Regions from separate parts of the Homo sapiens genome. Here region 1 is linked to region 2. The links are chromatin loops, found by intact Hi-C in ENCODE. Cell type or tissue: MCF 10A. All regions are shown on one strand.

Region 1 (4,000 bases), 700 kb before region 2:
GGTGACAGAGTGAGGCTCCATCTCAAAAAAAAAAAGAAAAAAAAAATCAGGTATATGTCTAGTCTGATCAGGAAGGATAGCTGCAGAGGCAAAGTCTATCCTCAGCTACAAATTCTTCAACACCCAACCTATCTGCAGAACCGAAGTGAAAACAGTAGCTTCACAAAGAATGATATGTAAAATACAGCCCTGCCTTTAGTAAGCATTCAGTAAATGCATGTAGAATTGATGAACCTGTCATAAAAAGGACACAAAACATAGTGCTTAATTACACATTCAGTTTATTTATTTATTTTTTAATGAGTACTGGAAGGAGAAAATGGAAAACAGAAGAACAGCAGGGGGCTTCAAGGGTTCTCAGCATGACTTAGAAAAGGAAGGGTCAAAAATCACAATGTTATGTGGCCACATCAGCCACCACGCAGCCTGGCTCCCAGAAAGCCTCCAGCTTTCTAGTTTTAGTGTTGGCCCTGAGCTAATCAGGAGTACCGACTCAACTCCTGGGAAGAAGATCATTTGATTATTGTTTTTTCATATTCAAAGGCTGGCTCTGGAAGAAGTGGCCATTAAGCAGGTGCTGGGTGTGACTGAGAAGACTGTGACTCACTTCTTCCCGAGGTGCACACGTGGAGGCTGTTGTTTCTCAGGGGGCAGCTGCATCTGTTGTCCTCAGCCTGTGATGGGGGCTCCCCAAAGCCTGTCTTCCCTGGGCCCTTGAACAAACAGATCCATCCAGTTTTCTGCTGATAAATCATCCCAAGGCTGGCCCAGCAGAGAAGGGTGCTCTGCTCAGCCCCCTGAGGCTCTCTCTGGCCCCACCGGCCCCGCCTCTGCGTAATCACATGTGTTCTTCTGCCTGTGCAGGCCATACTGTCAGTCCCTTGCTCAGCTCCAGCCATCGTCCCACCAATGCCTTTATTCTGCCACTCTTCCTCCACCCTCCCAGCACAGTCTCCACTCTGAGACCAGGGTAATCTTCCTAAGTATTTCATCAGATAAGCACCCCATTTAAAACTCAACTATAGCACCCCACTGCTCTGGGATAAAGCCCAGACATTTTCATAGCAAACTGAGGGTCAGGGCCCACACCAAGCCCCACTTGGCTGTGCCTGGGCTGCATAAAGGAGTTCCTGGGGCCTGGCACTGTCCCTCACTTTTGGGTGGTCACCCCAGATGCTCCGTCTGCCTGCAACACTGTCCACCTCTCTCTCCACCTCCTATTCTAATCAATTCCTACTTACTTTTCAACTGAAACATGTCTTCCAATGGAATTCTTCCAGGAATCTCTTCCTCCCTTCTTCAGGTGAATACATTTCAATAGCACCCTCTATTTTTCACCATGTTTACGTTTACTCAACTGTTTAGCCCACGCACTTGTCTGAAGCCCCTGCTAAGTGAAAGTCCTGTGAAGGCAATGACTGGATTTGCCTAGCTCACCGTTAAATCCTCTATACCTAGTATCACGCCTGTTACATTACAGGCACTTGACAAATAGATGACTGAATAGTTGCCTATCTTCACTGAGTAAAGCTCGTCAGAATAAAATAATAATAATAGAAGCCACCATGCATTGGGCTCACACACAGTGAGACGATTTGCTAGGCACTCTTATGTTGGGCTCACTTAATCTTTGCTCTTTCTCGCACACGCCAGCTATCTCCTCTGTGGTCATTCATTGGTCTGCGCAGTTTATAGGAAATTCCCCAGTCAGAAGTGATGCCTACGCCAAGCCTAGGTCTTGGTACCCACTGTGAATATGATCTCCATACTCTTGCTCTGAGGGGCTGGATGATCCTGATCCCAAATGGGCTCTCCATCTTCACTGAGGCGTTTTTGCCTAGAACTGCCATCAATCAAAAACACCTTACTTGACCGAAATTTGTGACATTCCATTAAACAAACTAAAGGTCTGACAAAGAAACAGACCAAAAAAATTTTAAAAAGAATGTGAGTTACTTCCAGGTAGAAACTACTAACTTATTAGTTCTATCACCCACAGTACTTTGAACATAAGTGCCCAGTGGATGTTTGTTGAGTTGAATAAAATATACTAGTCATTTCTTGCTGATGTAAAAGTCTTATTTTAAAGGGTGTCCTTTCACTGACTGTTTGGCATTGATAGTTAGCCAAGTAATCTTGTGTACGTACATGTTCAATAAGTGGATTTTAAAATTTTTCCTAACAGCAGATAGCAAGTAAGTAACTTAGGTAAGAGAAGGGATGGGATGGGATGGAAAGAGAGTATGAGTGATGGCTTTTTAAGGGCTAGGTAGAAATATACCGATTAGCTTTTAAAATACAGATAGCAGATTTAATTCAACATTTAGAAAACAGGTCACTAGACACTTCGTCATAACTCATGCTGGAACTGCTCCATCCAAGTTAAAAATTTAATCCCATTCTCTGATTACCAAGAATGTTATATTCATTGAGCTCCTCACATGATTCAAAGCAGATTACTTCAAAAAGGTTTTAGATCAAATAGTAATAATCGTTAAAAGATGTGGAGCTTTGAATTCCCTTAGAACAAACTGTAAAACAAAAGGCTGCTTTCAGGCCAGATGTCGTGGCTCACACCTGTAATCTCACACTTTGGGAGGCTAAGGCAGGAAGATCACTTGAGCTCAGGAGTTTAAGACCAGCTTGGGCAACACAGCAAGACCCTGTCTGTACAAAAAAAATTTTTAAATTAGCTGGGCATGGTGGTACGGGCCTGTAGTTCCGGCTACTTGGGAGGCTGAGGCTGGAGGATCACTTGAATCCAGGAGTTTGAGGTTACAGTGAACTGTGATTGTGCCACTGCACCCCCACGTGCGTGACAATGTAAGATCCCCATCTCAAAAAAAAATTAAAAATTAAAAAGCTGCTCTCTTAATAACAAAGATAATCTACAGTAAGAACAACAACATCAAAATCAAGATTTTATAGATTGGTAATATCAAATAGCTAGGATAAGTTTTTAAAATTTACGCAGTTCAGCTATTACATTTAAGTAAATTATCAACTTCAGTAAGTCGACTCCAAATTAAATTAAGTAACGCAGACTTGGTTAACATAACTAAAGTCAAATTTTAAAAATGAACATCTCAACATGAAGATCCGAATTTCATTAAGTAAATGTATTTTGGGAAAACAAAGTATTAGCTCTGTGAGAAAATGTAAAACAAACGTGTGTACTTTAAGTGCAAATATCTCAGTTCATATTCTGACAGAAAAATTCATGCATAAACACATAAATCACCCTGGATTAAAGAAGCATGCATGAAAAGTAAGCAAGCAAACTGTGATTATAATAAATTCTAAGATTTATATATTGACAAAAGTCACTGAACAAAACAAAGAACATTAATTTGTGCTAAAAGAGAGTACTTTGTGGAGCAAAGCCTGAAATGCCTTTAGGGACCCATCAGTGCAGTAAATTACACCGACTCTCACAGGCCTCGTTACGTGAGACTGCAGGATATGGCCGGGCCACTGCCATCTGCGACTGTGACATAAGTTAATGATCATGTTGTTATGAATTAACCTATCATTAGAAAACAAGAAGTATTTCCAGATAAGACAGAATTGGAGACTTTCTTGAAAGAGTAATGGAGTAAATGGGAAACCTCCTCATCCAGCAAGATGCAGAGAAGAGTTGGGGGAAAGGGATCCCTTAGTTAAGGCAGGGATCCCCAACTCCGGGCTGTGGACGGGTACCCGTCCATAGCCTGTTAGGAACCAGCTGCACAGCAGGAGGTGAGCAGTGGGCAAGCAAGCATTACTGCCTGAGCAACTCCTCCCGTCAGGTCAGAGGCGGCGTTTGATTTTCATAGGGGCATAAACCCTACTGTGAACTGTGCACGTGAGGGATCTAGGGTGCACACTCCTTATGAGAATCTAACTAATGCCTGATGATCTGAACAGTTTCATCCCCAAATCATCACCTCCCTGCCCACTGGGCTGTGGAAAAACTATCTTCCATGAAACCAGTCCTGATGCCAAAAAGGTTGAGTCAAGG
Region 2 (4,000 bases):
CAGAGTAAGACTGTGTCTCAAAAAAAAGAAGATGAAGATGAAAATTTAGACCCAGACACACAGAGAGAACATCCTGTGAAGACACAGTCGCACCCATGCATGGGGAAGAAGGTCGCGTGATGACGGGGGCAGAGATTGGAGCGAGGCATTCACAAACCAAGGAATGCTGGGAGCTTCCAGAAGCAGGAAGAGACAGGACGGATCCCCCTAGAGCTTCCAGGAGGACAAGGGCCTGCAGACACCTTGAATTTGGGCTTCTGGCCTTTAGAAAAGTAAGAAAACAAACTATGGTTGTTTTCAGTCACTCCGTTGTGATTTGTTACAGCAGTAAAAGGAAGTTCACATGCCTTCCATGTCTTACCCTTAATAGCCTTCCTCCCGCCCTGTCTCAGCTCTCACGTCTTTATGGTGTTCCTGGGGTCACCTCCCAAATAAACCACCTGAACCTGTGTCCTTGTCTGAGAGTCAAGGAGCACATTGGACTCACAATCTGAAAGTCCTGCTCCAGGTCCAGCCTCACCATGCCCAGGTGTGGTACCGTGGGCAAATCCCACACCACACCCCACCCCTGCCTCATCATCTGTAAGTGGGACATTAAGGACTCCAACAGGAGAAGGTTGCTGTGTCGGCGGGTGCAGTGGCTCACGCCTGTAATCCAGCACTTTGGGAGGCCAAAGTGGGAGGATCACTTGAGGCCAGGAGTTTGAGACCAGCTGGGCAACACAGGGAGACCCCATCTCTACAAAAATTTAAAAGTTAGACAGGGCTGCTGGTGTGAGCTTGTGGTCCCAGCTACTCAGGAAGCTGAGGCAGGAGGATCACTTGAGCCCCAGGAGTTTGAGGCTGCAGTGAGCCACGATGGTGCCACTGCACTCCAGCCTGGGTGTCAGAATGAGACTTTCTCAAAAAGCAAAACACAAAACAAAACAAAACAAATGGTCACTGTGAATGAAAGTGTTGTGGCCTGAACAGATATGCAGTTGTGTTGACAGCCTGCCCAGGAAAGCTTGCATCAAAAGCTCACACAGCCAAGTGACTTTGACCCTCCCTTCTCCTGTGGTCCTCTGAGTCCCTAAAGGATGACTGGCAGGCAGGTTGCCCTCATCAACACATCACCATTTGGGGCCTCCCAAGTCCCCACCCAACATTCTCATCCACCTGCCTTTGGTCTCTGATGGTTCTTGGGGGTCTTCCTCCCACAGAAGCAGGGGTTTGATCAGTTTTGGCCAGGTGGCTGTATCATCCCCGAAGAAAGCAAAAGGACCTGTATGTTACCCCCACACAGAACAGAGTAGATAAAGCAAGGATGGAGGAGAATAAAATCTACTTCAATCTACCGTCATTATGAAAAACATTGTTTCATCTCCCGCAGGCTCTTCCTGAGTTTTCCCATGATGCCCAACTCTTCTCTTAGTTATGGTGAGTTCTTTTTTGTTGTTGTTGTTGTGGAGGGATTTTTTTCTCCTCCCTACACTTGTCTTCCATGGCCCGTACCTCTCCACCGCATCTGACAATCTGCACATGTTTAAAACCATGTTGGACATGGGGTTTAAATTTCTTCCCAGGAGACTCCTGGGCCATATGCAAATCAGAGGGCTGTGGCTAAAGCCAGGAGGAGCAAACAGGAAAACAACAGAAAGGATTTTCTAATTCCATAGGCCAGTCTAGATCCTGTACATGAGTCAGCTTTGGCTGCATAACAGCCGCGAAAACCTCAGCTGCAGAAAACAGTATGTATTTCTTGCATCCTGATGACTTAGACTGGACTCCCTGGGCTTGGCTCCAAACTGCAGGTGAGGCTCAGCCCTGTGGCCTGGCAGGCTAGCCCAGGGCTGTTCTTCTCATGGCGAAAAAGAGGTGGGCAAGAAGGCAAGCCCCATTAAGAAGTGCGTGTCAAGCCTCTGCTCCTGCTACATCCCCCTCAACAGCCCACTGCCCAAAGCAATCTCTCAGCAAAGCCCAAACTCGAGGTGCAGGGAAGGGAACAGTCATGAATGATAACAGCACCCGCCACTGCCCACAACATATGCACATCACAGAGTTTGGTGCTCCAGTTCTCATCACAGCATAAACTTGCTGACCGAGTTTCCGACAGTTGAGACCAGACATCATTGACTTTGCGGGAAGAAAGCCCTGGCTTCTCTCTACTGAAGTGTCGCTCCAGTCTGGCCTCTTGCCAGGACAGAGGAGGTCATCCCTGACGGAACTGTGATCAGCGTCTCTCAGCCTCAGTCCCTGCTGACATATCCTCAGAACCTTGCTATACTGGACCTCACAATGAATAATCAGGCGATGAATAATCAGACCTCTTCTCGCCATGGCCAGAGCCTAACTGGGGAGACAGGTGAGCCTGCCCTCCATGCAGAAACAAAAATAAGCACCAGAGCAAAGGTACAGGCCAAGTGTCCTGAACACTTAAGGATGGGGTGGGCCGGGCGCGGTGGCCCACGCCTGTAATCCCAGCACTTTGGGAGGCCGAGGTAGGTGGATCATCTGAGGTCAGGAGCTCGAGACCAGCCTGACCAACATGGTGAAACCCCAACTCTAATAAAAATACAAAATTACCCGGGCGTGGTGGCACATGCCTGTAATCCCAGCTACTTGGGAGGCTGAGGCAGGAGAATTGCTTGAACCCAGGAGGCAGAGGTTGCAGTGAGCCGAGATCGCGCCATTGTACTCCAGCCTGGGCAACAAGAGCGAAACAACATCTCAAAAAAGAAAGAAAAAAAAAAGGATGGGGTGAGGAAGTTGATGCATGCAAATGGGAAGGAAGGAACATCTGGGCTGGGTTTCAAAGGGTGAGTAGGAGTCTGACAAACAGGAGAGGAAGGACACATCCTGGGGAGAGCAAGAACAAGGCCTGAGCATGGGCAACTTACATGGCTTTTTTTTAAATTATTTTTTGTCTGTTTCAGGATTTGTGTGCAGGGCAGGACCATCTTGCCGGAAGCGTGCTGTTACCATGGCACCCAACACGGCATCTGGTGTTACGTGAACATCCTCCTCTGACTGCGAACAGATGGGTGGATTGTTTTTCCAGAAGGATGAGCTCTATTTCATGATGAAAATCACCCAGGTGTTTTTGCACAAATCATAGGTTTAGTCCCCCAGATGCGTTTTTTACTGAAGTCTCTGGCTGTGTTCCTCACAGCCCAGAGGCCTGATGTGCTCTCTGTCTGCATTCAGCCACCGTCTGGGTGTGGGACTCAGAGTGAGCCTCAGCCCAAGTACCGCCACCCCATGTGGAGTGAGGAGATTGCACTAGACCGGTGGTGTTTCTCAAACTTGGACCACTGGTGTTTCTCAAACTTGGACCACTGGTGTTTCTCAAACTTGGATGGGTGTAAGAATCATCAGGAAAGTTCATAACATGCGGATTCTTGGACTCTACCTCCAGGTATATTTTGATTCTACAGGTCTGGGCTTGAGGCCTGAGTATCTGTGTTTCTAATAAGCTCTTGGGGGATGCTGCTGGCTTAGGGTCACTCTGGACTCAGACCCCAGACCCCTGCTCACCTGGACCTTCTCCAAACCTTGCACTGGAGAGAAGGTTCTTGAACCTCATCCTGGGGCAGGCACCCATTCCCTGAGAATCCCACTCTACCAGACCTCAAAATGAATAATCAGGCAATGAATAAGCAGATCCCCTCCCACCATGGCCCCAGCCTAACTGTGGAGACAGGCAAGCCTGCTCTCCATGCAGGAACAAAAATCAGTGCTAGAACAAAGGCACAGATCGAGCTGTATCTGGCAGGAGTGGTCAGAATGCCAGAGAGAGAGAGCTCAGGCAGCATTCCCAAGGCAGGTGGTAGACCCAGGGCCCCAGGGAGCGTTCAGCCAGTGGCAGGGGTTTGGGTTGAGCTGGTCTGCCCACTGGAATCAAAGTGGGCTGGGACACAGGACCAGAGTCCCAAATACAACCCTCGGGCTCTGCAAGCCTGGCCCATGTCACGTTCACTGCGCCCGCAAGCCATGAGTCCTGCCCTCAACTTGCGCCTGT

What was found. A loop is a pair of places that touch in the nucleus more often than their neighbours do. Peaks named below come from ENCODE experiments on the same cell type or tissue, not always from the same donor. Only the 100,000 strongest peaks of a DNase experiment are listed, where the experiment ranks them.
Region 1: a loop joins it to region 2, with 11 times the contacts of the local background. A loop is called at or near these places in 1 of 110 quality-filtered maps.

The regions. Positions count from the first base shown.
Region 1 is chr7:3,570,159-3,574,158 of GRCh38, reverse strand. The region is part of intron 1 of SDK1 (sidekick cell adhesion molecule 1); the gene reads right to left. Among named protein-coding and RNA genes, the nearest start is that of SDK1-AS1, 220 kb to the right of the region's middle. In MCF 10A, no CTCF peak of the experiment used is centred here; no DNase peak of the experiment used is centred here.
Region 2 is chr7:2,871,478-2,875,477 of GRCh38, reverse strand. No RefSeq gene overlaps it. Among named protein-coding and RNA genes, the nearest start is that of GNA12, 29 kb to the right of the region's middle. RefSeq lists enhancers at 791-1,371, 3,203-3,854. In MCF 10A, no CTCF peak of the experiment used is centred here; DNase peaks (open chromatin) are centred at 1,267 and 1,627.